Regions from separate parts of the Homo sapiens genome. Here regions 1, 3, 4 and 5 are each linked to region 2. Evidence: chromatin loops called from intact Hi-C (ENCODE). Cell type or tissue: gastrocnemius medialis. All regions are shown on one strand.

Region 1 (5,000 bases), 170 kb before region 2:
CTGAGCATTGGTAATATTTTTCCTTCTTATCCAAATGATCTAATTTTATTTTTTCTTTCTAAAATACAGATTCAAACTTTCTTATGTAGTTTTCAATCAATTTAATGTTTCGGTTAAGAATTTAAAGTATGTTCACACAACTACTCATGAATCTATGAAGTTTTCTCCAAGTGTCATGGGGAGGTATTAACATTATTTTACTGATGAAAAAGGCGGAATTTCCAAGGTTTGGCTGATTCAATGAGATAGTCACACTGTATCCCAAATCATTAAACAACACATATCTCATTATAAAACTACAGAAAACGCAACGAAATATTTTCTTAAAGGATATCAGCAGTTATATCAAATGTGATAAATCCCAGATCACTTCTTTCTCTAGGTCCAGTGAAATCTTCTACATTTTTTCTAGGAATAAAGATAAAAGTTTTACCATCCTTCCAACAGAACATACACAATTCACGTAACTTCTTAAAGAGAAAGAATACAGGTGTGTGCATAGGTGAAACTGCAATTCCACAAAGAAACGAGTAAACACCAGAGAAACCTGTAAGTGTGAAAACAGGAGAAACATTCTAATCCAATATTAAAGTAGGTCTTCAGCTAATTGCATATACCTCAAGAGAATCCCTAACAAAACTCAGAAGGGGATAAAAACTGCTAAAAAGAATAGTAAATACTTGATGTAAAGCAATTTTGCAGAATGGGTAGAAGAAAGCTACACATGACTACAAGGTGATACGAATACTAACAGATGGCATATTAAAGGGTGATACAGTAATCACCCCCTTATCCGAGGTTTCACTTTCCGGTTTCAATTATCCGCGGTCAATCTGGTGTGAAAATAGGTGAGTCCAGTAAAATAAGTTATTTTGAGAGAAGGGGAAAGAGATCATATTCACATAACTTTTATTATAGTATATTGTTACAGTTCTATTATGTTATTGTTAATCTCTTATTGTGCTTAACTTGTAAGTTTTATCATAGGTAGGTATGTATGTACGGTATAGGAAAAAACCAAGTATATATAGGGTTTGGTGCTATCCGTGGTTTCAGCCATCCACTGGGGGTCTTGGAACGTATACCTACCCCATTAAGGGGATACTACTGTAACCAGCTGCTATTTACTGTTTACTACGGCTCAGACCCACTGACAATATTTTTCACATTTCAAATAATTCTCACAACCTAAAAATTAGGTATTACTTCCATCTTAAACAAAAAGAAATTAAGGCCCAGAATGGTAAGAAAACTTGCTCAAGACAACAACAGCTAACATCTGTTCAGTGTTTAATATGCACCAAGCTCTTCTAACCCTCACAGGGCTGACAATGGCAGTGCTGATGTCCACCCCAGGTCTATTCGAACAATATCTAACAAACATCAGTACAGTAATTTAAAAAAAAAAAAAAAAGGTGGGGGGAGAAGGCTCGCTATTTGATAACTGGCTTCTTGGCGATTCTGACAAAGAAATAAACTAAGGTTAAAGAACTTGTGTAAGACGGAAATAGAGTAGAAGGGTATGAGAACAAGAGATGGAAAAATACGACGATTAAAGACAAAAGTGCCAGAGAATAAAATCAAGGACAAAATAGGCAATAGCGAAATGGCACTGTCATTTCGAACTGCATTTTTTGGCGTTTTCGCAGACTTCTTCAAGTGGTTGGCAAAAGAAAAAGAAATAAAGAAACCCAACAAAACAAAAATCTCGCTGTATCAGAAGGCTAAGATGCTTAATTCTCTCAGTGCCCAACATCTCTGGCCAACTTCAAAGCAGCTCCAACTGTTTACTGCCTTCTGAAGGTGCAAAGGCAACAACTGTAAAGGGAATGTCAAACAGGGCAAACTCGGGTGATGAATGACACAAAGACAACCCCGTCCTGTGGCCTCCAGAGCCGCCAGGAAACCCCACGGAAGCCCGACCCAGAGCGCGGCGGCAGCGCCTGGAGGGCCTCGCATGCGGACCACGAGCGGCACCGGACGCGCGGGAGGCGCCAGCCCAGGCGGGCGGCGGCGCCGGCTCTGCTGTTGTGTTGCTCCCTCATTGGCCAGGCGTGGGTGGAGGGAAGTGAGGAACAGGAAGCAAGCGGAGGCACCGACCTGAGGAACGCTCAAAATTAAAATTTAAGAGCAAGCCCGGGAATTTACGGTGGAGGGGTGCAAGTTCCGAGGGGACGCCGGAAAAGCCTGCGACGTCCACCCCTGACGACCGCCCTCGGGGGCGAACTGCCGCTCAGGAGGGCGATCCGGACGCCCTGCCCGCGGCCCCGGCACGGCAGCCCCGGCGCGGCGGCCCGGCTTCGGCTTCCGCCCCAGCCCGGTCCCGGCGTCCTGCACCGCCGGCCCGGCCTCACTCACAGCATGATCCGCGAGACGTGCAGCCGCACCGGGACGCTCCTGTCTTTGAAGGCGGTGGTGATGAAGCAGCCGAAGGTGAGCGCCGCCATCACGCTCAGCGAGAAGGCGAACAGTGAGTTCGCCCGCGACAGCACCGTGTTCATCGCGATCGTCTCCCACGAGTCCGGACTCCACACGCACACCCAGGCTCCCGTTCCGGCGGCGGACCGGCTCCCTGCGATCCGCGCCGTCTGCGGTGCGCGCGTTCCGGGAGCGCGCGCCGCCGCAGCCCCGCCTCCTTTCCGGTCCTCCGACGCGAGCGCGCGCGCGCCCGCTTCCCGAAACACACCCACAGCGCGCACGGGGCGGCGCGGAAAGGGAGAGACTCAGCCGCGGGCCCGCCCCTCCGTCGCGGCCTAACGCCGCCACCAATCAGCGACGAGTGAGGGAGGGGCGGGGTTTGTTGTGGAAGACCCACCCCCTCCTCTTCTAAATTGCTTCTCCGACCTTTGGGTTCAGAGAATTGGGAACCGGTCGTTCGCTGTCCTTTTTCGGTTCTTTGGTCAGAGGTCTGGGACTGCGACTTCTTGATTACTTATGTACCATTTATTTTCACTTGAAACCGGCAGCAAGTTAAGGTGGTTTAGAATCTGTCCTGACGGGTGGCGTTTGGAAGCAGCACTTTACAAAACGCCTGGTCCTCTCCCTTCTTTGTCAAACCTGGTCAAAGTTAGGACTTGAGCTTTTTTTGGAGGATCTGAGGAGCAGTGGGGAGTGGGGAATTAGCCGCCCAAGTCCTTAAAGCTGTCACGTGCATCAGTATTTCCACCTCCAACGTCAGTCCAATTCCTATTAATGCTTTGCTTTGTATGGATAGCTAAAGATGTTTTAGAAGATAAGGGTTGAGGCTACCGATCCTAAGTATTTGCATTTTAACATGGTGATTTCTGATAAATAAAAGGATAACCTTTCTGGGTTCTTAGGAGCAAAGAAGATAATGGCTGCGGAATTGCTCTACAGCATAATGTATAAGAATTTCGTTGGGTCATTAATAAATAATGCAATTATTTTATCACATTTTCAATATCCTGAAGGGCATTAGGGTTCAAACCGAGCCAATCCTGACTCTGATTATACTATCTGCCAAAACCTTTGTTCCTTTCACAGCTAAGGGTTTTTATAAAAATGGATTCAGGGTCTGCTGAAATAAATTTTTTTTAAAAATTTCAGTCCATAAACCAAACAAAAATATCTGTCCTGGAATGTGATCAGGAACAAACCAGAAAACTGTGAACATCTGATCTTGATACTGGCTTATGTTGTCTCTTGTTAAGCTTTTGCTTCTTTGCATTATTCATGACCATTCAATTAATTTTTGTATAGCCATACAGGTAGGATTATTACCAAGTGCCTACCGTGTACCAGGAATAGTTCTAAGCCTTGAGAATACAGCACTAATAAGGCAGACTCCCTGCTCAAATAGAGCCAACTAATGAAAAATCGATAAAATAGAGACTAAAGAGAGATCCTTAGTTGCGTTTAAAATCTTAGTTTTTAACTTCCAGGCTGGCACAGTTTGTTAACAAAAAAAGAAAAAAAAGGATTTTTATTGAATGCCATCTATACTGCAAGTGATACAGAGATTGTACTGATCACTTTCTACACTCAAAAGTATATAATCAGGTAGAGTTAATAAAATAAAAACAAATCTGAAATGTAAAACAAAAAAATACCCTGGGAAGTTACATAGCAAAGGAGGAAGGAATTACAGCCCTGGTAATGTGGGACAACACAGTGTGCAAATTATTTAACACAAAGCCTAAACAAGACACATTATTATTATAGCATGTTTTAGGGAAATAATTCTTGTTGTTGAACTGCAAGTACAGGTATATCTAAGAGATACTCAGAAGGCTGGTCCTGATAAACAATGCATGTATAAAAGAGTAAGCAGAAATAAGCCTGGAAAGGTAAGTTATGGTAGAAAACCAGGTCAAGAAGTTGACTTTATATCAGGGAAATTACATGTAAAACAAGCATCGCTACACAGGCAACCATTTACCAGTTATATGTGGAGAGTGAGTGATGGACCCAAAAGGAAGACTGATAGGAGGGGCATTTCGGAAACAAACTCTATGTTACTTAGCAACTGCCTAAATAAGAGTGGGGGTCTGCAAAGCATAGAGTGAATGCAGATTGTGAACACTCAAATGAAACTAGTATTATTATTATGACACCACAGTTTTTAACTTGACTTACTGGTAGTGCTAAAAACACATAAAAGTCCACAAAAAGAGCAGGAGAGGGATGGGATAGGGAATTTTCTTATTCTGTTTTATTTTTCCAAGTGTTTCTTTAGATTTTCTAGACATTTATATCACCTACATTAGATATCATTTTGCCTTTTCCGTTCCAATTATTATATTTCCAATTGTTTATTCATTTCAGTAGCTAATATTTCCAACATGATATTCAGTCAGATGGGGACAACTGATATCTTTTTGTTCCTGATTTGAGCAGGAAATTTCCTTTCATTTCTCCATCAAGTAAGATGTTGGCTTTGAGATGGAAATTGTGTGTGTGTGTGTACATGTATCATTATATAATATATATTGCATATTGATAGGAAATATCTATTCCTATTGGGAAATTTTTAAAAATAT
Region 2 (5,000 bases):
CTGGGATTACAGGAATACGCCACCATGCTGGGCTAATTTTTATATTTTTAGAAGAGGCGGGGTTTCTCCATGTTGGCTAGGCTGATCTTGAACTCCTGTCCTCAAGTGATCCTTCCGCCTTGGCCTCCTAAAGTGGTAGGGTTACAGGTACAGGTGTGAAAGTGTGAGCCAGCACGCAGGGTATTTACATTTCTTTCCCTTTTTTTTTTTTTTTTTTTTTTTTTTTGAGATGGAGTTACCCAGGCTGGAGTACAGTGGCACGATCTCGGCTCACTGCAACCTCTGCCTCCCAGGTTCAGGCAATTCCCCTGCCTCAGCCTCCCAAGTAGCTGGGACTAGAGGTGCGTGCCACACGCCTGGCTAGTTTTGTTTTTGTTTTTCTGTATTTTAGCAGAGACAAGGTTTCCCCATGTTGGCCAGGATGATCTTAATCTCCTGACCTCGTGATCCACCCGACTTGGCCTCCCAAAGTGTTGGGATTACAGGCGTGAGCCACCACGCTCAGGCTTTTTTTTTTTTTTTTTTTTGAGATAGGGTCTCTTTCTGTAGCCCAGGCTGGAGTGCAGTGGTACGATCACAGCTCACTGCAACCTCTGCCTCCTGGGCTCAACTGATCCTCTCATCTTAGCTTCCCAAGTGCACACCACCATGCCTGTCTAATTTTTTGTGATTTTTGTAGAGGTGGGGTTTTACCGTGTTGCTCAGGCTAGTATCGAACTCCTGGGCTCAAGTGATCCACCCACCTTGGCCTCCAAAGTGCTGAGCTTTTTATTTTTAATACTTAAAATTGAGTATATTCTTAACGTTTAGACTACTATGTTAAACTCATTAGTTTTACTTTCATAGCACATTACCTCTCCAAGTTCAACCATAAGTTCACAGTATCTCTGAATTTGTCCTAATCTCAAGTGGATTTCAGCAGCTTCCTTCAGTCTTTCCTCTTTAGCAGGTACACCAATACCACCACCAAATTTAGACATCTTGACTGTTGTTAGTTCTTGAGCTTCAGACTGGTTTTAAAAAGAAAATAGAATTTAAAAAAATTTGACATATTTTGTTTTGTATGTGTCACAATAATTTGTTGCATATTTTGAAATAACTAATAGAGCGGAATTGAAATGTTCCTAACACACAAAAAAAGATAAATGCTTGAGGTGATGGATACCCCAATTACCCTGATTTCATCAATACTCATTGTATGCTTGTGTGAAAATATCACATATACCCCATAAACTATTATGCATCCATAATAATTAAAAATTTAAAAAAATTGTTTTACAAGAGTTCATGATAACAGATGATCATATAAACTTTACATGAATACATACTTCAAAAGCATATAGCTCTGGGAAGTAAATATTTAAAAATATTTTTCTCTATAAAATGTGATACGTTTCTAAACATAATATTTTGGGGTGTGTGTGGGGGTGGGACACGGGAGGGGAGAGATTGAACCCCATTGTTCTTAACCCTCTCCAGGTGTTGTAGTTACACAGAACAGATAAAAGGTAATGATAAAGTAATATACAACAGTACAGACAGGCCTCTAGTAAAAACAAAAAGTTACTGGCTTACTTTAATTAGCTCTTCTCCTGTCAAATAGATTTTGTGGTTACAGTCATTAGGTGTTTAGTTTGCGATTAAAGAAAGTAACTTCCTCTTCATGGAAAAAACTGCTCTTTATGAGCATTAGATCCACATCTCTGGCACAACTGTCTCCATGCTCTAACGATTAACTATACATATTTCAGAAAATATACAAGCAATTTTTTCTTTCTGGTGCCAGAATGGGTTTTGTTGTTAGTGCTGTAGATTGCCCCAGGGATGAGGTAACTAGTAGTTTTTACTGAAATTCATTAAGAGCTATAATATGATCATTTATTATAAAACATATCCCAGAACAGCCTATTAGGCCCTCTGAGACTAAAATTAGAATAGTCCACATGTCACAGTCATCTGCTAATAGGGGAAAGATAAAGCATTTCAAGGAGTTCCGAGTGACCTTGAAGGAATTTCATGAGACTCAACCTATGATAACCATGATTGACTTAATCTGTTCTCAAGTAATTCACTTTTATGATTCATTTTACCCAAGATGGATCTCCTCAGTGTTCATTTATTTAAATCTACCGATCTAATCATATATATTTTTAAAATCATTTTTACATTTTAATAGTGAAAAGGCAAAAAATTTGCTTGAGTACATCATATTTGCATATTTTACTCACTGTTCTAAATTTAATCAGATGTTTCAAGTGCATTATTCCTTTGCAGTAGTTCTGAGGAAGTAAGCTATCATCCTGTCCTTTTATCACAGCAACCAAGTTCCATAAATTGTCACTGCCACCTGGAGGCTAAAGAGTTGACAAAAAATAAATATGGAATAGTGAATTAAAAACCTCATAATATTTTGCATCTTCAAAAATATTATAATGCAGGCATATCTAAATTTAAAAATTAACAAAATAACTACATGTTATCTCATGTATTGTTTCTAGTTTTACATTTGCTTTCTTATAGTGCACAGATTATGGTAAGAGTTACCCAATGAATTAGAATGGTACATGTAAATATGTGAATAAAAATAGTTGTAATGATTCATGTTGGCTAAAGGGAAAATATTCGCATTTAATTCCTGTAATACTTACAGATAAACATTCTGAGAACCATCTTAGTTTTTTCACTTGAGAATTAGCAGTTAGTTTTTCTATTTCCTGTCTAATATCTCTTGACACTTTACCACACAGTAGAGGAGGAGTGCCTGGTTCTATAGCATAATCTGAAGAACAGACATAATTCAGTGAGAAAAGATTTCTCATAAAACTTATTTAGAAATAAACTCTAATACATGTATATGTTCCATACCAGTGTTCCCAATAATTTCTTCCCAAGATCTGTCTGCCAGAATATTTATTTGTACAGGAGTGACTAAGGCTGTTAATGACCAGAGTCTCACTGTAGAGTCACGGGAGCAAGAGGCCATAGTGAAGGGGCGACTGGGATGGCAGGTTAAACCTGATGAAAATAAAAACCTATTTTAAGTAAAGTGAACATTGAAAAATATTTTTTATTTATATGTGCTTCATAAAACTTCTACAGAATTGAAGCTATGAAGAAATATTGTGAGTAACTGAAAGGTTCTCAGTCAACCTATCTGCATTTAATATACTGGCTGAAAATAATATAAGAATGCAATAAATTATTTTATATATTCTATAAATATGAATATAAAATTGAATAACCATTAGAGGCTGGAAATGGTGGCTCACGCCTGTAATCCCAGCACTTTCCTGGGAGTCTGAGGCGGGTGGATCCCTTGAGCCCAGGAGTTTGAGATCGGCCTGGGCAACATGATGAAATACCATCTCTACCAAAAATACAGAAATTAGCTGGGTGTGGTGGCATGTGATTGTAGTCCCAGCTACTTGGAAGGCTAAGGTGGGAGGATCTCTTGAACCTGGGAGGTGAAGGTTGACGTGAGCTGTGTTTGCGCCACTGTACACCATCCTGGGCAACAGAGCCAGAGTGAGACTCTGTTTCAAAAAAACAAAATAATAATAAAAAAAAGAAAGAAAGAAAAAAGAAAAAAATTATTAGAAAGCAAATGGTCATGGATGAAAATGTTAAAAGTATATTTCGTGTGGTTAAGCAGCAACAAGTATACTATAAAACCAATAGCATACATAGTATCTGTGAGTTAGTGGATGGGCAGATGACGTTCTAGTTAAAAGATGAAGAGTTGGGGACCTTTCAATTCGAATATCAACAAATATGATTCTCTCCCACACTCAGTCCCGCATTGCCTTGGCTAAAAGGCCATTGTGATCAAGCATATGGATCTGAACCTGATCTAGATTGAGGTTACTTTTTCTAAGAAATCATTTTTGGATTCTTAATCTGCCCATTTACTCCCATCAAAGTTTAAGGATGAGAATAAATACAAACAAGAATGAGAGTGAAGAGATGTGCAAATGGTAAGTAATCTGATTTTCCATAACCAATTAATTATATTAAAAAAACGGGATTATATTAAAAAACAAAACATTGTACTAAACATCCAAGAATAGAGGAATGGTTAAATAAGTGGTATCTACTCTATTACTGATTTCCTGTTAAACAACTTACCTCTGGAGTGATGTCAATGGAAGGGAGAAAAACAAAAGCCATACATGTATATATGCCCATCGCAATATGTGTGCATTGTGTGTGTGTTTGTGTGTACACAGAAACACAGACACACCTGCAGACAGTGGGGAGAAAGACAACACAGTGCTAACAATAGTCATCTTCTGATAATTTTTGTTGACTTTTTCTTCTGCACATTCTGGTATTATAATAATAAACGTGTATATTTTCTAATGTGAAAAATGTTATTGTAAAATAAAACACTGTATAACTTCTTCAAAAATACTGTATTCCTCAGAAGTTATAAGCATCATTAGTATGTCAATATAACAAATACATGAAAGAATGAAAGACACTCTACCATATACATCTGCACCGTGATCATACACAGTATCCACACAAGTTCCTTCTCGAGTGTCCCATACTTTTATAGTATAGTCCCAGCTGCCAGATATGAGCAGATATGGAATCTCAGTATTCCACATTAATCCTCTCACAGGTGCAGTGTGTCCATTAAGAATATTGATGCAAGCATCCTGAGTATAATCCCAGATTCGAACGGTACTGAAAACAGAATATTATGGGTGTGATAACATTCAAGTTATAATGTATCTAGAGTATTAACATATTCTTAATAGAGTATAATAATTATTTGTTAGCTTATCTAGAAGCATTTTATGTCTCAAGATATAAGGTTCTCTTCATTTTAATTTAAAAAATAATAATTGTATATATTTATGTGATATTTTGATGTATGCTTACAATGTGGAATAATTAAATCAAGCTAATTAACAAATTCATCCCCTCACATACTTTTCTTTATAGTAGATGGAAATGAATATTTAACTAGGCTAGTGCTAGCTTATTTAAACATA
Region 3 (5,000 bases), 130 kb before region 2:
AACATATGAAAAAAGTTCAACATCACTGATCATTAGAGAAATACAAATCAAAACCACAATGAGATACCATCTCACACTAGTCAGAATGGTGATTATTAAAAAGTCAAGAAATAATAGATGCTGGTGAGGCTGCAGAGAAATAGGAACACTTTTACACTTTTGGTGGAAATTTAAATTAGTTCAACCATTGTGGAAGACAGTGTGGTGATTCCTCAAGGATCTAGAACCAGAAATACCATTTGACCCAGCAATCCCATTACTGGGTGTATACCCAAAGGAATATAAATCATTCTACTATAAAGAACATGCACATGGATGTTTATTGCAGCACTATTTACAATAGCAAAGACTTGGAACCAACCCAAATGCCCATCAATGATAGACTGGATAAGGAAAATGTGGTACACATATGCCATGGAATACTATACAGCCATAAAAAGGAATGAGATAATGTCCTTTGCAGGGCCATGGTTGAAGCTGGAAGCATCATCCTCAGCAAATGAACACAGGAACAGAAAACCAAACACCTCATGTTCTCACTCATAAGTGGGAGTTGAACAATGTGAACACATGGACACAGGGAGGGGAATATCACACACCGGGGCCAGTGGGGGGTTGGAGGGTGAGGGAGCAAGAGCATTAGGACAAATAGCTAATGCATGTGGGACCTAAAACCTAGATGATGGGTTGATAGGTGCAGCAAACCACAATGGCACACGTATACTTATGTAAAACAAACCTACACGTTCTACACTTGTATCCCAGAACTTAAAATAAAATAAATAATAATAATAAAAATAAAAAAGTAAAATAAAAAGGCACCTGAAAAAAAAAGTGGTCCCAGAGTCCATGCTCTCCTCTTTGGATTTTCTATTTGTCCTGGATTCTTGGTCTGATGCTTTCTCATTTTCTTTATAGCTTTTAGATGCAACTAGAAGCATGGTTTAATGTTTCATCTAGAAATCATTGTCTCCAATGGGAGGTTTGTTCTGAATTAACTAGCCTGCCGTTACCAGAACTGAAGATTTATTTATCTTTGCAATATAGTTTTTATTTAATTGCAGTATAATTTACACAGTGTAGAATTGCACACATCTTAAATAAAAATTTGTTGAGGGTTTTTTCCCCCAAATGTGTATTCCCATGTTACCATCACTGAAAGACAGATGATGTTCCAATATTCCTGGAAAGTTACCACATTTCCTCTTCTAGTCAAATCTCCAACTCATCCTATCCCCCGCAGCAATGTCCTTTAATTTCAATAGTCATATATTTATGTTGTTGACTTTAAACTTCATATAAAATAAATCATATAACGTACTCTTGCTCAAAGTAAGTTTTTGAGATTCATCTACATTTTGCACATATTCGTAGCTTATTCCTTTTATTGTTCTACTGTATTATGTTATGTAAATGTACCAGAGTTAGTTTGTTTCCTCTTGATGAAAATTTGAGTTGTTTTCAGTTTTGGTTAATATGAATATATCTTTTATGAACATGCTCAGGATTCCTTTGAATTTTAATTTCTTGTGGGTAATGAGAGGCCATTCATATTTAAACTTAGGATATAGCTATGTTATTGGAGTTTCTTACACCAAGCTACGTACCAGGCTTCATCTTCCAACTTGGTCTTCAACAGTTGGTTTTACTTGTCATATATTTTGTTATTTCAAAACTTATTTATTTAACAAATTTTTATAAAGCACTTAGTATGTGCTAGACATTATTCCAAATACTTTTAAGTACTGACATATTTAATATTTAATCATTCTGACAACCTATTGAGATAGTTATTATTAGTATTCGCATTTTACGAATTATGAAATGGAGGCATAGAAAGGTTAATTAACTTCCCGAGGTCACAGGAGGAAAAGTAGGAGAGTTAAGATTCAAACCAAGGTGCTCCTCCTCCAGAGGCAATGCTGCCTTTCTAGAGATGTTCATATGTGGCAAGGAATGCCTCCAACATAATCTCATATAACCTTAGAATAAACGACCAGGCCCCTTTCATATGCTGCAAATGTTCTTTACAGTAAACCATTGCACAAAAATTAGGTACATATAAAATGTGCTCATTTGAGTAGCAAGGTTGGTAAACTGAAGAGACTCTCCACAAGTCAAATATGGGCAAAGCGTGCTTACCTGTCGACCCCATTCGGTTCCTCATGAATGTTTCCTCACTTGTTCGGGGAGCGAGTTTTCATTCTCTCCATGTATGAGTTGCCAAATTCATGTGATAAATATGCAAGAGGCTGAAGAGTTCAGTCCCTTCAGTGTTCTTGTGCAGTCTGCCTTCCCTTGCCATTCACAAAAAAAATCTGATCTTGGTTTCATGGACCTCAGTATAATGATATTCATCTTTGTTGGTCTTTGCAAAACACTGCCAAAGCCCATTACTGCCTTTGGTGATATTACAGACAGAGGCCAGGCGGGGGAGCTCCCCAAAGGACTCTACATAGAAAGTGTGACCAAGCCAAGCTCGGAGGCAGTTACCATAAAAAAAAAAAAAAAAAAAAAAAAATGAAGCCAGAATGTAACTGGAAAGCAAAATAGAGGCTTGAGAATTGTCCAAGTGAGAAAGACAAGGAGAGAATATAAACATTAAACTAATGCTGAGGTTGGTGGACAAATAAAGGCTTCACTCGACTTTTTATTGATTTGACATTCTGGTACTAGATAAAGGAAAGAGCAAAACAAAGTGCAGGATCGAGAGAAAATCGATTGCTTGAAAAACTGGGTATTTTACTTGCTGCAAGTCCCGACTGTGTCAGCTGATGAGTTTAACACTATGACAGCACAGTCCTCACCTGCCTGCTCGCTGCTGTAATCCCCACACTGTTGTGTGCCCTATAGCACCTGGCACACGGGAAGCGCTCAAGAGATGTGTGTGAATGAAGGAGCCACATCTTGACTTGCGACGCGGAGCAGTAAGCTGCAGTTATTTGGTAGCGGTAAGCTGGAGTTTGAAAAATTACTCTGGGGCAGGTTTGTTTACTGTTTTTGAAAAGGATAAAATCAGGGGCTCACCAGTTGCGGGGCTGCCTTTAAAAGGAAATTAAAAATGCAGGGCATATTCTCATACACCCTTCCAATGGGCCTGTAACATAACTATTTTCCTGTTTTCATCGTTGAGAAAACAGGCTCAGAGGGATTAAGGAACTTGCCTGAGTTCACACGGCTCATAACTAGAGCAACTAGTTCTTCTGAAGACCTTGCCCTGCCTGCCTACCACTTTCTGCTGACTTATCCTGATTTTCCTGGGACATACAGCATGTCAGCTGCTAGATGCTCATCAGAGCAAATGTCGAGGCTTTAAGGTGGCCGTGTACTTTTTGTTGTCTTCATTTCCCTACTGGTACAACTTCAGTTAATTCACGGGTTGCGTTAGGGTTACGGTAATATACAACAAGATGTATTTGCTGTTACTATTCTTATTATCATTGCCACGATCACATCTTCAGGTAAGAGTTCCCAGTTCCAGAGCCTTGATTTCTTAAATCAGGAGCCATGGATGCCAGTGTGGGATATGTTTTATTTCTAAAACCCAAAATATCTGCTGTCTTCCCAGGATATATCAAACTATTGAGTGACTTTGTTATGGAGCCTGGGAAGATGAAATTACTCAGAATATTTGTGATGTGTACATTTCTTAAGAAGTTACAGCTATCTTTCATACCATGGAGCAAAAAATACATCATTTGTTTTATATATAACATTGGTTATGAATTCTGATTATAGAAATGGATATATTTCCTAACACCAGAGGGGGGCTGATTGATTTCCTTTATATAGTTACATGTCTACAGTAGGCAGTGAGTATGGTACTATTGGAAGTTGGACATTTCACTAGACAAGCACACAGTAAAATTTCAGTGCCTGGCATGCAACAGATTCTAATTTAACTTAAATAACAAAGTAAAAGTAATAATTACAATGTAGCTAATATTTGTTGAGCTCTTACAGTGCAGGCGAGTGAGTGCTTCATATGAATTATTGCATTTAAACCTCCCAACATGTGAAGTAGATACTTTTATCATGGAACTCTTTACAGGTAAGGAAGTGGAGGTGCAGGGAGGGTTACCAGATCGTCCAAGATTACACATCTATGGTAGAGGCAATACTTGAACTTAGTTTATGTTTTACTACACTGGGTAAGATATTTGAAATTAGAGCAAGGTTGAATATGTAGTATCCTTTTCACATATTATTTTATCCCATTAAGCTTAACAAGGAAAAGATGAAGCCCAGCTCATTTTCTGTCTTCTATACACAGGTGGAAGAATAAATTCTACCTCCTGCTTGCCTCGCTGCAGTGGGGATGAGGGAGAGGGGACTCAGCCAGATGCTGAATTCCCCAGACAGCTGACAGGTTCCCAATTTCCAGGTTTGTATTATTGCCTGCAAGTATGAAGATGGGAATATTACCAGCTAGTGCATGACTAGTGCTTATCTTCCTTCCTCCAGGATAGAAGCACCAGAGGCTAGCAGGGACTAGCCAGAGGCTGAGTGGTGGTCACCAGAGTGACTCCTGCAGCCCCAGCAGACATGTGCTGAGGCTCCCCTTTGCTCATATTCTATGGGATCGTAGGGAGCTGGGAGATGGAAGCAGGAAGAGTACTAAGTTGACTGTGTAAACTGCTGGAGAAAGGTGAACTATGTACTAGTATTGCTCATGTTATATAAAAAGTATTAAATTTATAAGTCTAATAAGAACATGTTTAAAATATAATTTTTTTCTCTAAAATTCATAACTGGAGTTAAAATAGATTTGAAATGCATGCACACAAGGCAGTACTTATGTTGTTAAAGAAACTATAATCTTAGAATCCTAAACAGGGTCCTCCTAGACCCCAATTTTATTAGCCAATTGGCCATGTTCCAGGGTAAATCATATATTTTACCTCAAGAAATGATCATTATTAATTCATACACGTGTATAAGAATGCTGATCAAATTGCTATGCAGGGCCTGATGCGGAGGCTTATGCCTGTAATCCCAGC
Region 4 (5,000 bases), 190 kb before region 2:
ACAACAGGTTGACCTGGCTGCAGAGAGGAGCTACCTCTGTGGTCTCCTCTGAGCTGCTCTGTCCCTCAATTAAGCATCTCTTTGCCTTGCTCACTCTCCACTTGTCCACATACCTCATTCTTTCTGGACATGGGACAAGAACTCAGGAACTGCCAAATATGGCAGGGCTGAAAGAGCTGTAACACAAGCAGGGCTGAAACATGCCCCTTGCTCACCACATTGCAGGCAACAAGGAGGAAAGAAGAGAGAAAAAGAGAAGACCTGCAGCCTTTCGAGGAGCCCAGATCTAGGAGCTCCCAAGCCAGGGCTGTGAGGCCCTCATTGGGGGTCTGCAGTTCCTGGCATCTCCAAGCTTGTGGACACCACCATGTTCCCCCGTGCCAGCCATGGAAGATGCTTGTGGTATGCCTGGTCCAGCCACAGTCTAGCAGGGAGCCAGCACCCTTGCCAACACCTGGAGCTGTCCACCCCACCACAGCAGGCGTACCTCAGTGTGTGCAGTGACTGAACCCCACACTCGCTTGCTCACACACCACTCAATACTCTGCACTGGGGTTGCCCTTGGCAGGTGAGGGATCCAGGCCAGTAACGCGAGTCGAGCACAGCCTGCCAGGCTAAGTGGGCAGAATGAGCCCAGCAGGCCTGAGCAAAACTTGGGCAAAGGCACCAGCAGCCACAGAGGTTTCTGGCTGGAAAAGCGACAACACCCCAAGGATCCTGTGACTCTGGGAATACAGCAATGGACAAAGACAAAAATCCCAGCTCTCGTGGAGCTCACATTCTTAATACTTTACATTTTTAACTAGTAAGAATCATTAGCTTAAGAATTTATTAAATCTGCATGACAGTATTTCAAGGTTAACATAAAATTTTTTAAATCAATGAATACAAAATAATAAAATAAAGACAAAGATTCAATTAATTCAAAATAAAACAATATGAACAAAACAAGTATAAAAATACATTATACATGAATAAGAGGGGCAAAACAAGCCCAACTACATTATTAATCACTATAACCACCAATTTAAATTTAAATAGCTTACCAGATTGGATTTTAAAAATCCAGCTCTATGCTATTTAAAAGAGACATATCTATGAGGACATGAGGACAAGGAAAATATTTCCATAGTTTTAATGATAGAAAATCATGTAGTGTAGGGCCATACTGTTTCCTGTTGTCAGCCAATTTGTAGTTCAGATTGCCCAGAAAAATACCATGCTTTCTGTCAGTGGGTTATTCACCATGTTTAATTTATTTGCCTTGTTTCAATGAAAGGAGATTTACTGGCAATCTGCACAGAGAAGTGGTAAGACTGATTTATTTGTTAGTCTATTAGAAATTTAAAAATTTTGTTCTTTGTCACTGATTAGCATAGTCTCAGTTTATGAAGTTAGACATTGCTGCTGGGTGCAGTGGATCACATCTGTAAATCCCAGCACTTCGGGAGGCTGAGGTGGGTGGATCACTTGAGCTCAGGAGTTCAACACCAGCCCAGGCAACATAGTGAAATCTCATCTCTACAAATACAAAAATTAGCAGGGCGGGGTGGCGCCTTCCTGTGTTCCCAGCTACTCAAGGAGCTGAGGTGGGAGGATTGCTGGAGCCTGGGAGGTCCAGGCCAGAGTGAGTGCAGATTACATCACTACACTGCAGCCTGGGTGACAGAGTGAGAAGGTGTCTCATGTTCTAAAAACTAAAAAAACAAACAAACAAAAAAAAAACCCCACAAAGTTAGAGATTGCTTTCTCTTACATTACCACTCTCAACTCAAAGCTTTTAGCAATTTTTATGTGAGGCAAGACTAAATAAACTGATAAGTGTACAATTATTCTTGTGGGTAATTTTTCTTTCTGCATTTTGGTGTTGTAAACTGTGTACATTAGATGGCAATACTATAGTGTGAGAGAGAGAATTAGCGATCTAGTACTTGTTTTCATGAGCTGTATCACCAGAGGGCACCAAAGGACCAGTTATGAGCAAAAAAAAAAAACAACAAAAAAAACCCATTCGGGAAAAAACCACTGTAATGATTGCACTGTTTTTACCCAACCTTTTCACAAGCACATATCTGGCCAGTGTGAAGACTTTCCGCCTCATAAAGGTAACATGAAATACAAAGCTTCAGGGTATCAGGTCTACACAGTGCATAATGCCATGCCAAAGGCTCTCTGGTGCTATCACGTTTTATCGTAAAGAAAGAAATTTTTAAATCAGGAAACTGGAAAAATTACTTTCCTCTCTAGTGACTTTACTGCTTACACTAGATTAAAAAATATTTCGTTTATAGTGAAAATGATTCTCCAGTGCTATCTCACTAATCATTTAATTAATTGAAACAGTAATGCACTAGACATATTTGCCTCTTATTAATGTTTGGAAAGCTTGTAGTCCTGAGTGTATTTCTTTTGTTGACAATTTCCTTTGAAATGTGATTTCTAGCAGGGGTAATTTGACTCTTTTAGTTAACCAGAAAACGTTAGATGGCCATCAAATATTTAGAGCAAGAGTTTGGAAAATGACACATAGTAGATGAGCAGTCAGTAGCACATGTGGTTATTTGTAAAAGTGCACTGACTTTGGAGTCAGCTAGACCTGTGTTCAGGACCCTCTAAGTCTGACCCTGAGCTCAATGTCCTGAGTCTATTGTTTTGCATTTGAATCATAACTCCACTGTCCTATCCTTTGAATTCTCCAATATGTGTCTTGCCTCAAGGTCTGGCTCTTGCTACACCTTCAGCCAGGATTTCTCTTCCACCCAGTATCCCTGCGGCTTTCTCTTTCATCTCCTTCAGATATCACCTTGTGAAAGAAGTCTGCCATGACCATCTTACTTAAACTAGCATCCCAGTACTCCTTATCTCCCTTCCCTAATTATTTATCTTCATAGTACTTACATCCTATGACATGAAATATGATTTTCTCATGTGTCTGTTAAACATTCTCCCTGCTAGACTGTAAATTCCATTAGCGAATTTTTTTTTTTCCTGCTTTGGTCACTGCTCTGTCAACTAGAACAATGCCTAGCAAATAGGAGCACAATAACTATGTGTTGAATGAATGAATCCCAAGAATGTTATGACTGGTCATTTTCTTGGAAAATCACCTACCACATAATAGGTAGCCAGTAAATTGTAGCTCTTATTATGAAAACTTTTAGGCTGTTATTATCATTACTTTTAATGGCAAAAACAGCAATTACTTTTGCACCAACCTAACAATTCTTACTACTGTTTGAACTGACTTTTCTTTTAAACAACGGTCCTGAAATTGATTTACCAGGTAATAACCACCAATTTTTAAAAAAATGAATGAAAGAATAAATAAGCATATCCCCATAAGTGTATGTATTTTGTGAAACTTTAACTGTAATTTTGTGTGTGTGTTATGAATGTGTTATAAAAGCACAGAAGATACTGACAGACCTTTCATAGGTTTTCCTGGAGATTGTATACCTGTTAAATAATGGATCTTCCTTGCTGGAAGGAAAATGACCAACACAGAGACTTAGATTTGAAAGGACTGATCCGCCTGGCCAAATTTGGCAATTCCAACCAGGTAGTGATGTTCCTTATTGTTTTCACTCATGGCAAAGATTCTCAGCTATCTAGGAACTTAAGCTTCCTAGGCCTTTGCATCCGTCAGGAGAATTCTAACTAGCTGGCTCAATGTGACAAGTGACATGTTATTCCCCTGCCTCCAACCCACTTTAATATATTTATTCTTTAATTAATATTCACTGCAGTTGGAATACTTTAATTCTTGACTCTCTAAGACAAGTGGAGAAATCTTAAAGGCAGGTTTGAGAATTGAGGCCACATTACAAAACAAAACAAAACCAAACACCTCCCAAGAAAGTGTAAAGTGTTTTGAAGAACTGTCTGTATCACCACATTCCATTCCAGAGTATAAGCAATGTCTGGCGCATTAAAGATACTAACACACACAAATGAACAATGTAAAATGGATGAAATCTGAATAGTCTATTAACTGTACCAACATCAATTTCTATGTTTTGATACTGAACTATAGTTAGTAAGATGTCACCATGAGGGAGAACTAGGTGAAGGAGTACAGGGGACCTCTTTGTGCTAGTTTTCAACTTCCAGTAAATCTATAAAAGGATCAATAAAGGCCTTTAAACAATATAGTCTCCTTACCATCCATGACCCTTTTCAAAACTGAAATTATTGTTAGACTACTTCCCAGAAATGTATTTCTAGTTAGTAGGGATGGGTAGACAAAGGAAAAATCTTAGAACCTGTCAATGGTTTTATAGGATCATTTCACTATGGGAAAGATCATCAAAGATTGTTAAGTAGACAAACGACCAATGGAGTTATTAATATAATGCACTGATTTCAAGTTAAAATTAAAATAAAGAACTTGCTAGAAAAAAAAAAGATGCTGAGCAAATATTTAATTGAATTTCTTGATTTACAATCAAGTGCAAAGAGCTGGTCGGTGGCCAGTGAACTATCCGTCTTTAAGTTAAAGTTATAAATCATTTTGGATTTTGGGTTCCTCATCTCTTTAGGGGATTAGGCTCCTGATTAGGTTTGTTACACATTTGCTTTGACCATTGTCACTGCCTGGATACTGACCCATATCCTTGCTGTCACAGTAGAGGATTCCGTATTTTTCTTAGCTTTCCTAAAGGCAGTGACATTGTTGAAAATTTCCAGAGCCCTGTGCTCCCAGGAAAAAGCAATGGTTTTAAAAAAAAACCTTTTATGTTGTGAGAAACAGTTAACTTCAAGGAACCACCTCCCTTGGCATATCCAAGAACTGACCCCCCCCATCCTTCCCCTTGACTCCCTTGTTTACCTGCCTCTATAAAACCCCAAGCCTCCTTCATTTCTTTGACACATTCTGCTGCAGAAATGAAAATTCTCCCTATTATAATATCTAAAGCAAAATTATCTTTATTGCCTGGTGCATTTTGTCTTTCACGCCAACTTCCATTCAAAGCTTTATTATTTGTTTTCTCTGGCCCTTT
Region 5 (5,000 bases), 77 kb before region 2:
TGCAAGGGAGAAGAGCTGGCTGGAAGGAATATCAAGTACCCTTCAGCTACAAATATTGTTAGCTTTACTTCCCCTTAAAGGTCATCATGGTATACTAGAAAGGAATGAGTCCAGAATGAATCCCAAAGGCCACGTCTCTAGGCCTTTACATTCCCAACAACATCTGGTTAATTTTCCTGTTAACTAGTGACAATGGAAAAATAGGCAGGGATAATGGGTCGGCATCATATAGTTCAGCACCTGTGTTTAAGAGATAAATTAAGGATAATGAAATATACTATTATACAAGAGGGAAACTGATCATTATAAATATTATAAGTGGTTATTTAAATTTAAACACATTTAGGCATTGATTACTAAAATTTTTATTAATTTATTATTGCTTTGCTGATTGAACTGAACAAAGTGGCTTCACATATGCAATCTGTTTGCAAAGTTAGTATTATAATTTTCATATTTTCTTAAATATTTAAGTGTTCACAAAAAATTGATATATGTTGTGAAGTTCTGCAGAATTTCATTCTGCAATCATGTTGTTTAATGATCATACAAACAGATGCCTGTGATTTTTAAAGCATCAGATTTCATCTTAGAAGCCGGAACTGGCAAAATGCTTTCCCCAAAAGAACATTATTTATGATGATAACGTTTGCATATTACCTAATGATAACACAATGTTCCAATTTCCTATAAGTTATGACCTTGCCACCAATTTTTGTCCTACCAAAAAATATTTGCTGGTGTGCATTATTGCAATTCTGCCTTGAATATATAATAGAACTGTCACACAGTAGAAAGAAGTAATACATAAAAGCTAATCACAGTAACTTGTTGCAAATGAAAACTCAAAAGAATTATGTGTCTGGCTTACTAATTTTTCTAGATAAGCAAGAAATAACACTAGATGGAAACTTATATCTGTTATTGAGAGAGAAAGTATACATTAGTCTTCTTTTGGGAGTTGTAATGTCTTTAATTGTAAACCTCAATTATCGTTATTCTGTAATTCAAGATAAACACCCATGCAAGAAACTGGCTGGGAGTTCTATCATTTCAGGGACGTATTCAAGGAATTGCTTTTCTTCTTATAAATATGTGATAAGACTTAACTGTCATTGTCTTTTTTTCTCTCGACATCAGGGAGCAGAAGAAATTTGCTGAAAGGGAATCAGAATGAAACAGACTATATATTAAAATAGTAAGAGATGATTAATAAAGACTGTGTAGACAATAGAAATTCCCTGACTATCTAAGAAACAGAACCCAATATGAGAAAAGTACTTTTAATTTTCATCCCACTAAATTAAAAAGATCTTGCTAAAACTTCGAATCATAGTTAGCCTTTGCCTCCCTAATTTGTTTACTTACAATTTAGCATGGATTACAACATTCCTGCACTATTGCTATAGTATCTTGTTGCAGTAAACTTTATCTTGTCAAGCAACAGCCTACTTTTGCCGAGAATAAAATGAAATAAAACTTCTCTTTAGACTGAAGGGTTTTATTTTGGAGGGGGTGTTAGAAGGAAAAATACAGTAATGAAATCAATGACAGGAACAAAATGTCCCAGAGAGATGTATGCTGTTACCACTGGCTAAAATGTTTCACAGACTCTGTGCATGAGAGAGAGTGTGTGTGTATTGAGAGATAGGATTGCTATCTCTCAACAAGTGAAAAGTGTTGTCACTGCAGGTAGGAGGCTGCAGTTTGAATTTTACATCCACCCCTTTCTAGCTGTGTGACCTTAGGCAAGTTATTTAACTTCTGCATGTCTCAGTTTCCTCACCTGGAAAACAGAGATAATAATAGCGCCAACCTCAAAGGATCAGGGTGAGGATAAAACAAGTAAATTTATGCCCAGCAACCAGGGCAGGACATGGGCATATGGTGAGGACTGTGTAAGCGTTCTCTGCTTTTATTTAGGCAATCAGGTTATCATTAAATAAGTTGGTTTTTCTCAATGTTAAGATTGTTGTTACTCCAGCCTGGTGCAGAGGGCAGAAGTCATTTACCAGTCATCAATCCCTTTGTATCTGGTAATATTACAGAATTTTCTCAGAAATACAAATCCTAAGGGAAAGCAGGCAGAGTCTCTCTTCTCTCTGTTGACTTACAAGTAATGGTAATAGCAGGTAATGTTGAATGGTGTTTACTATGTGTGTACACTAGTCTAAGCACAATGTATACTATCTGATTTAGTTTCTCATATCTCCTTGAGGTATATACAATTATTATTTCCATCCTCAACTAGAGGAAATGAAATCTAGATGAAATGTAATGATTTAGAGAGTCATATGGTCTAACTCCAGAGCTGATGCTCCTAGCCCTGACTGCCATGACCACTCATTGTCTTCTTTGTTTTGCCTTTTGGTTTATGCAGAGTGATTTTACTGCAGGGGAGATAACTAGCTGTCTTGGAAGTCTTTCCTTACCACAATGGTGATACCCGTTTTATAGCAACAGGCAATAGAATGCTTAAGCACTAGGACACTGTTGAGTCATTCAGGAGAGCTTGGGTGCAGAAGCAGGGCTCATGCTTCACTTCAGACGCGGGGCTCAGCTACTTGCCCTCCATGGCAACATGTTGCAGCCCCTACACCGCAGAGCCCAGGCAAGCTGGGGTGGGGGGACCACAGGAAATAGCAGAAGGAGCTGGGAGTGTGGCGAGGTGGGCATTCAAGCTGCTATTCCTGCTAAAGGGACAAAACAAAATTGAGAGGAGGGGTTCAATGTGAAAAAACATGAAACAGAACTTTTTTGTGGCTGATCTGGTGGCCTTAATTCTCTTTTTCTCTGTCAGGTGTATTAGTCAGGGTTCTCCAGAGAGACAGAACCAATAGCTGATAAATAGATAGATACCTAGATACATAGACAGAGAAAGACGCAGCTATATGAGAGGAGATTAGGGGAATTGGCTCACATGACTATGGAGGCTGAGAAGTCCCTCAACAGGCTGTCTGCAAGCTGGAGACCCTGGGATGAGGTAGCGTGGCTCAGTCCAAGTACAAAAGCCTCAGAACCAGGAAAGCCAATATAATTCTCAGTCAGAGGTCAAAGGCCTGAGAATCCAGGGGACCACTGAAGTCCTAGAGTCTCAAGGTCAGAGAAAGCCTGGAGTTCTGATGTCCAAGGGCAGGAGGAGGAGAGTGTCCCAACTCGAGGAGAGTGTTCCAACACCAGGAGAGGTTTTTTTGTTCTCTCCAGGCCCCCAGCCATATGATGGTGCCCATCCATACTGCAAGCAGCTCTCTCTACTCAGCCACCTACTCACAAGACAATCTCCTCTGGAAACACCCTCACAGACACACTCATAAGCAATGCTTTACCCATTCTCTAGGTGTTCTTTAATTCAGTCAGGTTGACACCTGAAATTTACCATCACTAATCCATCCCTTGTCAACGTGGCACCTATATGCATCTTCTTAAGCTATACTTAATCTCCAAAATAAATGCAGCAACAAGGTAATGGTTGGAAGAAAAATGTTGCTAGTGAGTCACTAGGGTTAATAGTGAGTGCAGATAATTCAAAAGGCATAGTAAGCCGGGGGCAGTGGCTCACGCCTGTAATCCCAGCACTTTGGGAGACCAAGGCAGGTGGATCACTTGAGGTCAGGACTTCAAGACCAGCCTGGCCAACATGGTGAAACCCTGTCTCTACTAAAAATACAAAAATGATCCGGGCGTGGTGGTGTGCGCCTGTAGTCCCTGCTACTCGAGAAACTGAGGCGGGATAATCTCTTGACATGGGAGACAGAGGTTGTACTGAGCTGAGATCATGCCACTGCACTCCAGCCTGGGCAACAGGGCGAGACTCCATCTATTAAATAAAATAAAAAATTTAAAAAGGCACAGTAAGTCTGGGGTGGGTCAATTCCAGAGCATGCATCATGGCTCATGTTGGGAACTGCCTATCTGGTTCCTGCAATAAGAGTCAAATTTCCTAATGTACAGTATAAGTATCTGGCTCACCCTGTTGAACACTGAGTGTGAATAATTTATGTGATCTTGGTATTGATTGTGTCTACTGGGATTCACTTTGACTCTTGGATTTTTGTTTTCTTTTCTTTCTTTTTTTCTTTTTTGACAGGTTCCTGGGCAGATCGATCACCACTACATGAAGCAGCAAGTCAAGGTCGCCTTCTTGCTCTGAGAACATTATTATCACAGGTAATATATTACATATAGTTTAAAATATACCCCCTTTCCATGTGCACAGAACATGGTCAAAACCAATCAATGCAAATATGATAAAACCACTTACATTTTACTTCTGCCCTTTTATTTTAACTCATGTCAGAGAAGTCAATAGTTTCTCACTTATCTTTGAAACTTCTTTTATAAATATTTTGATATAATTGTATGTCTTAGTATTTCAGATTTCTCAGACAGCATATTTGTTCATCGATAGACATTTAAAGAAGTAATGATTGGATTTATGTGTTATTGATTGAGCTTTCTAAATATGCTTAACTCTGCACAATATGTGCAGCTAATTACAGACTTAGTTCAATAATAACATATCCAAAAAGAAGTCACCAGTTCAGATGCCAAAGCAATCTTTTTTAACATTGTGGTGATCTGTAATATGCTATGGGCAATTGCCTAACAAAGCTACAGGACAATCATTTCTATATTTGCCTGTTCATCAGACTCACCAGAGGAAAAATAAAAAACACAAATCCTTATTGAAACAGAAAACACTTTGGCTTGGGTATTTTTTTTTTTGAAGCTTCTGATGTAATTCAAATGCACAGCTAGGCTGGCACAATGGCTCACGCTTGTGATTCCAGCACTTTGGGAGGCGGAGGCAGGTGGATCACCTGAGGTCAGGAGTTCGAGACCAGCCTGGCCAACATGGTGAAACTCCATCTCTACTACAAATTAAAAAAAAAATAGCTGGGCACAGTGGCTCACGCCTGTAATTCCAACACTTTGGGAGGCGGAGGCATGTGGATCACCTGAGGTCAGGAGTTTGAGACCAGCCTGGCCAACGTGGTGAA

Evidence for each region. Peaks named below come from ENCODE experiments on the same cell type or tissue, not always from the same donor. Only the 100,000 strongest peaks of a DNase experiment are listed, where the experiment ranks them.
Region 1: a loop joins it to region 2, with 4 times the contacts of the local background. A loop is called at or near these places in 16 of 110 quality-filtered maps.
Region 3: a loop joins it to region 2, with 12 times the contacts of the local background. A loop is called at or near these places in 50 of 110 quality-filtered maps.
Region 4: a loop joins it to region 2, with 11 times the contacts of the local background. A loop is called at or near these places in 72 of 110 quality-filtered maps.
Region 5: it touches region 2 in a loop (3-fold over the local background); 4 of 110 quality-filtered maps call a loop at or near these places.

What each region holds. Positions count from the first base shown.
Region 1 is chr4:176,317,578-176,322,577 of GRCh38, reverse strand. SPCS3 (signal peptidase complex subunit 3) reads right to left here and starts at 2,612. Exons shown (of 5, transcript NM_021928.4): 1 at 2,359-2,612; 2 at 335-408. The coding sequence starts at 2,501. SPCS3-AS1 (SPCS3 antisense RNA 1) reads left to right here and starts at 2,068. Exons shown (of 4, transcript NR_186171.1): 1 at 2,068-2,433. RefSeq lists silencers at 1,899-1,978, 2,009-2,078, 2,199-2,318 and an enhancer at 2,301-2,801. In gastrocnemius medialis, no CTCF peak of the experiment used is centred here; DNase peaks (open chromatin) are centred at 2,037 and 2,737; H3K4me3 peaks cover 3,118 bases; H3K27ac peaks cover 3,219 bases.
Region 2 is chr4:176,147,822-176,152,821 of GRCh38, reverse strand. WDR17 (WD repeat domain 17) reads right to left here. Exons shown (of 29, transcript NM_181265.4): 13 at 4,487-4,689; 14 at 2,866-3,015; 15 at 2,649-2,779; 16 at 2,229-2,354; 17 at 855-1,010. Among named protein-coding and RNA genes, the nearest start is that of SPATA4, 45 kb to the left of the region's middle. In gastrocnemius medialis, a CTCF peak has its summit at 2,361 (motif pointing left); no DNase peak of the experiment used is centred here; H3K27ac peaks cover 768 bases.
Region 3 is chr4:176,275,180-176,280,179 of GRCh38, reverse strand. It overlaps a transcript of ASB5 not described here. Among named protein-coding and RNA genes, the nearest start is that of ASB5, 8.5 kb to the right of the region's middle. In gastrocnemius medialis, a CTCF peak has its summit at 2,410; a DNase peak (open chromatin) is centred at 2,833; H3K4me3 peaks cover 945 bases; H3K27ac peaks cover 2,600 bases.
Region 4 is chr4:176,338,105-176,343,104 of GRCh38, reverse strand. No RefSeq gene overlaps it. Among named protein-coding and RNA genes, the nearest start is that of SPCS3-AS1, 20 kb to the right of the region's middle. In gastrocnemius medialis, CTCF peaks have their summits at 1,746 and 1,950 (motif pointing right); no DNase peak of the experiment used is centred here; H3K4me3 peaks cover 419 bases.
Region 5 is chr4:176,224,429-176,229,428 of GRCh38, reverse strand. It overlaps ASB5 (ankyrin repeat and SOCS box containing 5), which reads left to right. Exons shown (of 7, transcript NM_080874.4): 2 at 4,088-4,167. Among named protein-coding and RNA genes, the nearest start is that of SPATA4, 31 kb to the right of the region's middle. RefSeq lists enhancers at 1,603-1,772, 2,453-2,622 and a cis regulatory region at 2,537. In gastrocnemius medialis, no CTCF peak of the experiment used is centred here; no DNase peak of the experiment used is centred here; H3K27ac peaks cover 5,000 bases.